Linked DNA regions of Homo sapiens: region 2 is linked to region 1. The links are chromatin loops, found by intact Hi-C in ENCODE. Cell type or tissue: gastrocnemius medialis. All regions are shown on one strand.

The links. A loop is a pair of places that touch in the nucleus more often than their neighbours do. Peaks named below come from ENCODE experiments on the same cell type or tissue, not always from the same donor. Only the 100,000 strongest peaks of a DNase experiment are listed, where the experiment ranks them.
Region 2: it touches region 1 in a loop (5-fold over the local background); 2 of 110 quality-filtered maps call a loop at or near these places.

What each region holds. Positions count from the first base shown.
Region 1 is chr15:86,800,738-86,804,737 of GRCh38, forward strand. All of the region lies in intron 22 of AGBL1 (AGBL carboxypeptidase 1), which reads left to right. Among named protein-coding and RNA genes, the nearest start is that of AGBL1-AS1, 490 kb to the left of the region's middle. In gastrocnemius medialis, no CTCF peak of the experiment used is centred here; a DNase peak (open chromatin) is centred at 1,714; H3K27ac peaks cover 362 bases.
Region 2 is chr15:86,852,194-86,856,193 of GRCh38, forward strand. The region is part of intron 22 of AGBL1 (AGBL carboxypeptidase 1); the gene reads left to right. Among named protein-coding and RNA genes, the nearest start is that of AGBL1-AS1, 540 kb to the left of the region's middle. In gastrocnemius medialis, no CTCF peak of the experiment used is centred here; DNase peaks (open chromatin) are centred at 2,168 and 3,328; H3K27ac peaks cover 3,904 bases.

The DNA of each region.
Region 1 (4,000 bases):
TGTATATCCTGTTTGAAAATATTTGCTTTAATATTTCCTACCTGAAGAAAAGAAGGTCACTTACAAAGGTAGAAATAGAGAATAAAGAAATGGAGACTGGCCCAAAAAAGAGAACTAAGCTATCTGATTGAAGACAATGACTTGTTATCAGAAGCAGCAGTTGCTGAGTTAGGTTATAGAGAAGGTGACATTTTAAGGGGTGAGATGCATGAAATATCAACTAAAGATTAGTGTTAGGAAACTTTTTTTTAAAGCAAATTTCTCCAACAAAAGGTCGTTGAGTTTGAAATAGGTGTCTCTTCTTAGCACATCTTTGCCTTCAGACAAAAAAACTCGAACTTACATGTATAACACTTTTTTATGGCCCATCCTCAAAATGATCCTTACATTCACCATCTTACAGCTTCAAACGTTGCCTTTTCCTGTAGTAGCAACCATCATGGTTCCTTTAGTTCTTTTAAGTTTTTCTTCTGAATTCTATCAGGGAGTAAAACTCTTTCTTGGCAAATGTTGGGGAGAAGCAGAAAAGAGAATATGCATGTTTTTTCTTGGCTTATAACTGTTGATGATTACATCTATCTATCTATCTATCTATCTATCTATCTATCTATCTATCTATATTAAAGCCTTCTTAAAAGCCCCTCAGAAACTTACTCATCCCATTCTCTTCTGTGCCTGCTACTTACTGTGTTGCTTCATGATGAGAGACTTCTAGTTTATTAATATTTTACCTGCCCATGGACCCTGGTTCTCACTCATGTTACATCACACTTTATTTCCGTTTGTGGGATATTACCTACTTCAATGAAGTCTCATAAAGGAAGATACTACATTCCCAAGAACGTCTCTTGGCATATATCTGTCTGTATCTGTGTGTATCTCTATAACTTATCTATCTAGATCTGTTTAACCTTCAACATAGAGATAACTATATCTAGATTCTTTTTAACTTTAACATGGAGATCTCTCCATCATGGTACAGATTTAGATGCTACCAGTACATTTTACATGAAGATTTGGTGGAGTTATTATTAAACCAGTTGGAATGCCCTGGGAGAAAAGCAAGTACTAGTAAATAGAAAAGATCATTGCTGTGGTTATTACATGTGCCCTCTGGAGAGAGCTGCAGAGGAACCTGGAGCTCTCAGAGACTTAAAGGGAATGGGAGTCAGAATCTGGTCAGTTTATGCTAAAGATGAGAAATGATCAAGCCCTGACAACAACTTATGGATGCTATTATACTTGGGAAGAATTAAACTTTATATCCTTTGGAGACTAAACAGCTCCCTAGATGGTGGGAATAAATCTTGAAAACATTTTTGATGATAGTTAGGGATTTAAATTTGCCGAGTTCTTTTTGTGGCTATACAGGGAGACTAAGTTTATGAGTCTCACTGAATGATTCCATATACAGAAACAGTGGGCAGCATTTTATTTTTCAAGTTTGACTCATCAGCTCTCAACTTTGAATTATATTTTTTTAGACTTTATATTATTATTCCCATTTTCAAATGAGCCAGATGCTTTCTAATGAGGTTTTCATTTTTTTTTTCAGTTTTCAGTAATTGCATTGTAGTATTCTTGATGGCAGGGAATATGTCTACCTGATTCACCATTGTAACCCCAGTTCCTATCACAGAGCCTGGCACTTGCAAGGGACTCAAATATTTCTTACCTGATTCATTTCCAGTGGACAAATGTTCAAGTTCCACCATGCACCTGTTCCTCAAATCACAAAGTAGAACCATGTTGCAATGCTGGAGAGCCCAATGCGGTAATATAATTCTACCCTCTTTATTTTTAGTCTAGCATATACTTAATATGTAATGTAGTAAATATGTTAACACGTAAAAACACATCGAGATTCAGATTCTATATCTAAGGGGAAGCTGGGAATATGCATATCATTGTTTCTGACCTCACAGTCTAGTAATTGAGGGACACACAAACAAACATGAAATCTCAATATTGTGCTATAAATGCAATTCATGGAGCTACTGAACATAAAGGTGAGGTAAAGGTGAGCTATAAGTATTTGTGGTCAGACAGACCTGCATTTAAACTGAACCTCAGTCATCCACTAATTACTTTACGTTGCAATTGTCCCTTAACCTTTCTTTGCTCCAATTTCTTTATCTACAAAAGGAAGATAATAAGACACTCAGTATAGAACTGTCATAAGCTTTTCATGACGTAAGATAGGTAAGAAGCAAATCACTATGTGTGACCCATTATTTGGACTGCTATTAACCATTACTCCAAAAATCAGAGAAATTTTCCTAAGGAAGTGAGGGTTCTTTTGTATTTACCTTGTTGGAAACAGCATCCAAATGAGGGGCCATAGTATGGTGAAGAATTTAGATTTGTTTCATAAGGAGCATCATGTATAGCACTGACATGTTTTGGCTCTGTGTCTCCGCTGAAATCTTATCTTGAATTCTAATCCTCATGTGTCAAGGGAGGGAGGTGATTGGATCATGGGGGTTGTTTCTCCCGTGCTGTTCTTGTGATAGGAGTGAGTTCTCATGAGATCTGATGGTTTTACAAGCATCTGGCATTTCCCTTGCTCATGCTCTTCTCTCTCCTTCTGCCATGTGAAGAAAGTCCTTGCTTCCCCTTCACCTTCTGCCATGATTGTAAGTTTCCCTGAGGCCTCCCCAGCCATGTGGAAGTGTGAGTCAATTAAACCTCTTCCCTTTATAAATTACCCAGTCTTAGTTATTTCTTTATAGCAGTGTGAAAACAGACTAGTACAAACACTAATATGTATATCAATTAGTATTTATCCTGCCTCGTTTCAGAAACGGTAAGAGTCAACTCTGGCATCTCATGAGTGATCCATTTAAATTATATCAGGTTATTTGCATCTCTCCTTGAGTTGTACCTAATCTTATGGTGATTTGGAATCTCCTAAATGGTGTGGCAATATTGCTGTTGCTTCTTGGTAAGGACAAAATTCATCCTAAAAGTCTTGAAGGAAAGAGACTGGGAAAGATATAGTGCAGTGGTCCTCAACCAGGACTGACTGTGGTGTGTAAGAGACATTTGACAATGTCTGGGAACATTTTGGGTTGTCACAACTTGGGGCAGGGGTGGAGGATGCTTCTGGTATCTGTTGGGTAGAGATCAGAGATGCTGCTGAAGATCCTACAATTCACAGGTCAGCCCCTCGCAATAAAGAATTACTTGGCTCATTGTATCAGTAGTGGTGTAGCTAATTAACCTTGGCATAGGGAAAGACAATATGGACTAGTGCTTATAACAAGTCTGTTATCCAATGGTTTGGTGAGTAGATTTCAGGAAAAGAGACATGAAAAAAACCAACCCCTAAGAAAGCCAAGTACAGGCTAGAAGACAAAGGGATCATGGGAAGTGACAGAAATTCCAGCCCTTTAGTATTTAACATTAAGAGTAAATATGAAAGGAGTGGGAAGAAGCACCATAAATTTCATTGGAATTCATTTAAACATTCGTGAATCTGAGAAAGGGGGAAGGAGACTTCCATCTGTTAAGTGCATGTTCTCTGACAAGCTTTTGACATATCTCAGGTTAATTGTCATTAGAAAAGGCTTCAGGTGAGTAGTATTACTGACTGTTGAGAAATTTGGGTTCTTAAACATACAGCTGGTTAATGACAGAATCAGAACTCAATACAGAACTTTCTGAAGTGTTTCTAATTCACCATATTTTCTCCTTAGCTGGTTCTCTGTTTCAAGCCAATGGTGGAGGCAGAAACACAACAAAAAAACCCAAATCAAAAATAATAACAACAACAAATCTGGCCTCAGGAAAAATGCAAAATGGAAGGAAGCGAAGCCAAATATGAATGCTACGCATGTGTCTTGATTGCAATTTAATGTGATCCTAAACTAAGCAATGCCAGTTCTCTTGGCTCTGGCCCAAGACACACCTCAAAAACCTGGGTCATACTGTTTTTTCTTGCACAGAAATAGCTATATCACTATTCTTGGGGAAGGTATAATGAGGGATGGGAAAGGCT
Region 2 (4,000 bases), 51 kb after region 1:
AGGCACCTTCTTCACAAGGGGCAGGAGAGAAAGAAGTGCAAGCAGAGAAGATGCCAGACACTTATAAAACCATCAGGTCCTGTGAGAACTCACTCACTATTGTGAGAACAGCATGGGGGAAACTGCTCCCACGATCCAAACACCTCCCTCTCTCCACACACTGAGAGTACATGTCCCTCCTTCGACACATGTGGATTACAATTGGAGATTATATTTGGGTGGGGACACAGAGCCAAACCATATCAGTCCATTTCCTGAGAGTCTCCTAAATCACTTTACGACATCCCCTGCTATCTGGAAACTCTATTCTGATCCACCTGCAAGCCCCCAGACACTATATAGATTATGTGACTTAACACTGAAGCTGATCTCCCAATGCCTCTTTTTGCAAGGTACATTATCTTCATTTAAAAATATCCTTCCTACATTCCTTGAGGGGTTCTAAATGCCCCAGGGCTTTTTTCACTGAGCAGGCCTATGGCTGGTTACCCCAGGTCAACATGTAATGGAGGGCTCAACAAGCCATCCTGTGAACCTCTTTCCTGGAAGCAGGGAAGAGGAATGAGGCAGGCTGCTATGGAGTAGATCCCTTATCTCCTACCTAGAAGGCATCTTGCCTATTGCAAAGGTTTGAAGCAGTGGCTCTCAGGCCTGGTTGCATATTAGAATCAACTGGGGAACTTTTAAAGTGCACAGACTTCACCCTGGACCATTTAAATCAGAATCTCTGGGCACGAGGCTCAGGCTTCGTTGTTTTTAAAGCTTCCCAGGTGAATCATTTGTGGTCAGAGTTGAAAGCCAATGAGTTTTTGTTCTTCAACTCTGCTGCAATTAGAATCACATGGGAAAGTTCCAAAAAAAATCTCAAAGCCCAGGCCACACCCCATGCCAATTAAATCACAATATCTGGGGTGGGGCCAAGGCATCAGAATTCTGACAACTCCCCAGATGACCAGTCAAGTTTTAGAATAAGTAGTTTAGGAGAAAACAAAGATTTATTTCTCCTTGGTATGCCAAATCACTGTTATTTGCTAGTTGAATGCCAATTAAAAGCACTGATTTAGACCTTTGACCAAAACAATCAAAATAGTTTCACACGTCTAATGCTCATACAAGATCCACAAATAAGCATTAGCAATTAAGCAAGCAGTAGAGAGCTAATTACCTTATTTTTTATATCTCGATTTCTAGTCATCAGAAATAAATAAAATTAGCTATTATTGCTTTAGTGCTAGATCCTCACAGCAATCTTAGGAAGTAGAGAATATTATTCCAATTCTACAGATGAAGAAATTGATCTTTAAAGAAATTAAAGAACTTACCCAATGTTGCCCAGGGCAGAAGAGCTGGAATCAGGATCTGCACTACAGAATAATGACACCAAAGCCCGGGCTCTACTTACTACACTTGGCTGCCTTTATTTTTCAGAGCTGTATTGAAATACAATTTACATACCGTAACACTCAACTTTTTAAAGCATGTAATGATTTCTAAAAAATTTACCGACTTGTGCAGCCATCGCTACATCTAGTTTTAAAACATTTGTCACTCTCAAAAGATCGCTTGTGCCCATTTGACTGGCTTTTAAAGAACATCGGACTAAAAGTCTGAAAACCTGGGTTTTACTCCCAACCCTGTCATTTACACAGTACTATGACCTTGAAGAATTCCTTAACCTTACTGGGTCTCCGTGTTTTTTTAATTAGTCACTTAGAGATAATAATTTCTGCCAGATGATAAAGGTCAAAGAAAATATTGCATAGGGAAATGCTCGATACCCAAGAGCCGTAAAAGTGGAAAGGACAGCAATTTTTTTTTAAATATGCAGAAAGTCATTTTGCACCTTCCAAGTACCTTGGGTCTGAAATGGCACTGAGAGAGTTGCAATAACACAAATCTAGCTGTTTCTCCCTCCTCTGCATTTTCCCTCTCTACCAACTCTGTCATCCCATTCACGGTGTCTCACTTACACTCCTTTGGGAGGTCAAAATTTGCACTAGCCATCTTAGTTGATGGGGGTGTACATCCCTTTGTATCACTGGAGTGGTAATGGACATGTACAGGCCAGCGTAACTCAGAGCTCTGCTTGGGTTCTTAGGGGCTTAGCTGTCCCTGGCAGAAGCCTGATATGCCCATATGCTCCTGTAATGACTAGCTGTCAGGGAGATGCATGGTGTCCTTTCAGCAGAAGAACACAAACAGATGAGGTGAACTGTGGTATTTCTCTGGCTCCTTAATTAGCACTCTGATGGGTGACAGGAGGCCCAACTGGATGTGTTCCATCAGGGCTGCAGGGGAGTCAAGCCAAAGGATTATGATGTTCATCTATGTCCCAAATAAACAGTCAATTTGGAGCCAGTGTTACATGCACACAACCTGATTTTATTTCCATTTTTTCATCCTTTGCCTGAGCCAGTTTTCTAACTTTTGGTAGTGGAGACTAGAAACATTCTAAGGGTGTATCTTCTTCAGCCTTATAATTTATTCTAGCAAAGGCCATTGATAAATGTTCACTGAAATATAAATAGAGCTTGACTCTTCATGCAATTGCTTACCTGTTCCTCTTTCTCCATCTTGCAGTATCTGGGTCTTATCTCCTGTATAGAAATTCTCAGACTTTCCGCCTAGCAGCTCAAAGACCATCACTGATTTTTGATGATTCGCATGAAAAACATTACATAGTTGCAATTCGTTCCCCTCAACTGCCCTCGATCTCCATCACTGCTTTTTGATGACTTCAGTGATATCTTATATAGTTGTGATTTGCTACACCCCCCCACTGGTCCTAGTTTAGTGGCCCATCTGGCATGCAGAGGAGATGAGAAACTTGTCTTCTGCTCAAAGGTTAAGGGCACGCAGAGACAGGGAAATATGGGGAAGAAGGACCTGTGATCTTATTGTGATGCTGTTGTTACTGCATCATTTTTACCAGTTTTCCCAATAAAGGGTCAAGGTCTAAGTCTTAAATTCAATAGCATAAATTATATATATTCAGTGGAAGATTCCACACTGATATTTAAAGTTCGTTTCCACGATGTTATTGGGCAGCTATTATGTGTGAAACACAGGGGGAGGGGGTAGACACTGAAGAATACACAAATCTGATAAACAAAAAGCTCAAGTAGCTTAGTATAAAGCCAAGGAGAGCCAGAGCACCATATGTTTATGAATATAATGGCATTTCTAAGAGTGCCTCTTGAGTTCCAGGGCTTGAATGATATGTGTGGGTCTTCCTCATAGATTTGGGGTTAAGCAATCCAGCTATTTCTCACTGTCCCAGTAGATCTCTTGCTGAATCACTGGAACATGGCATCCACGTGGGAGAAGTGGTGCTTCCTCCTCCTATCAGGCAGATTTCAGTATCCCCAGCCACAATAAGAAGCAGGAACAGACAGCTGCACAGGGAAAGGCAATGGTGATATAAATACATGTTTAATTGCACATCAATTACAATTAGTTACTAGGCTGCATTTATTTAAATGCAGTGTAATTAGAGCAAAAACCTTGATTTAATCATAACCTTATCAAACACAGATCCCGTCATCTTCCTGTGCTCGCAGTCTGTGTTTCCCTCTGCTCAATTCCAAGGGGAGGGGAGATAGCAGAATCCATTTATGGTAGAGGCCTTTGCCAAGGATTCTCTCCTCATCTGGGACCCCTGCTCAGATCTGCAGAGGGGTTCATCGTGTCGTCTTCTCTAGCAGCTCCTGATGAGAGGGTCTGATTAGCTAGAATGATTTATTGAAAATATAACTCATCCCTAATGGCAGCCTTTAAAACCCGGGAGCTCAAGATTAGTAAGGACATTACATAGCTTCAGCCTCCAGAGATAAATTACTCCTTGGAATGTACCCTCTCACAGTCCCTATATCTGATTTCTCATCAGTGTGGATGGGCTCTGACTTGACATTTCCGCAAAGGGGTGGACAGCAGGCAGGCCGACTGTCTTTCACAGTTAGCTCCAGGCTATGTCTTTGTCCTCCTCCCTTTCTCTTTCATT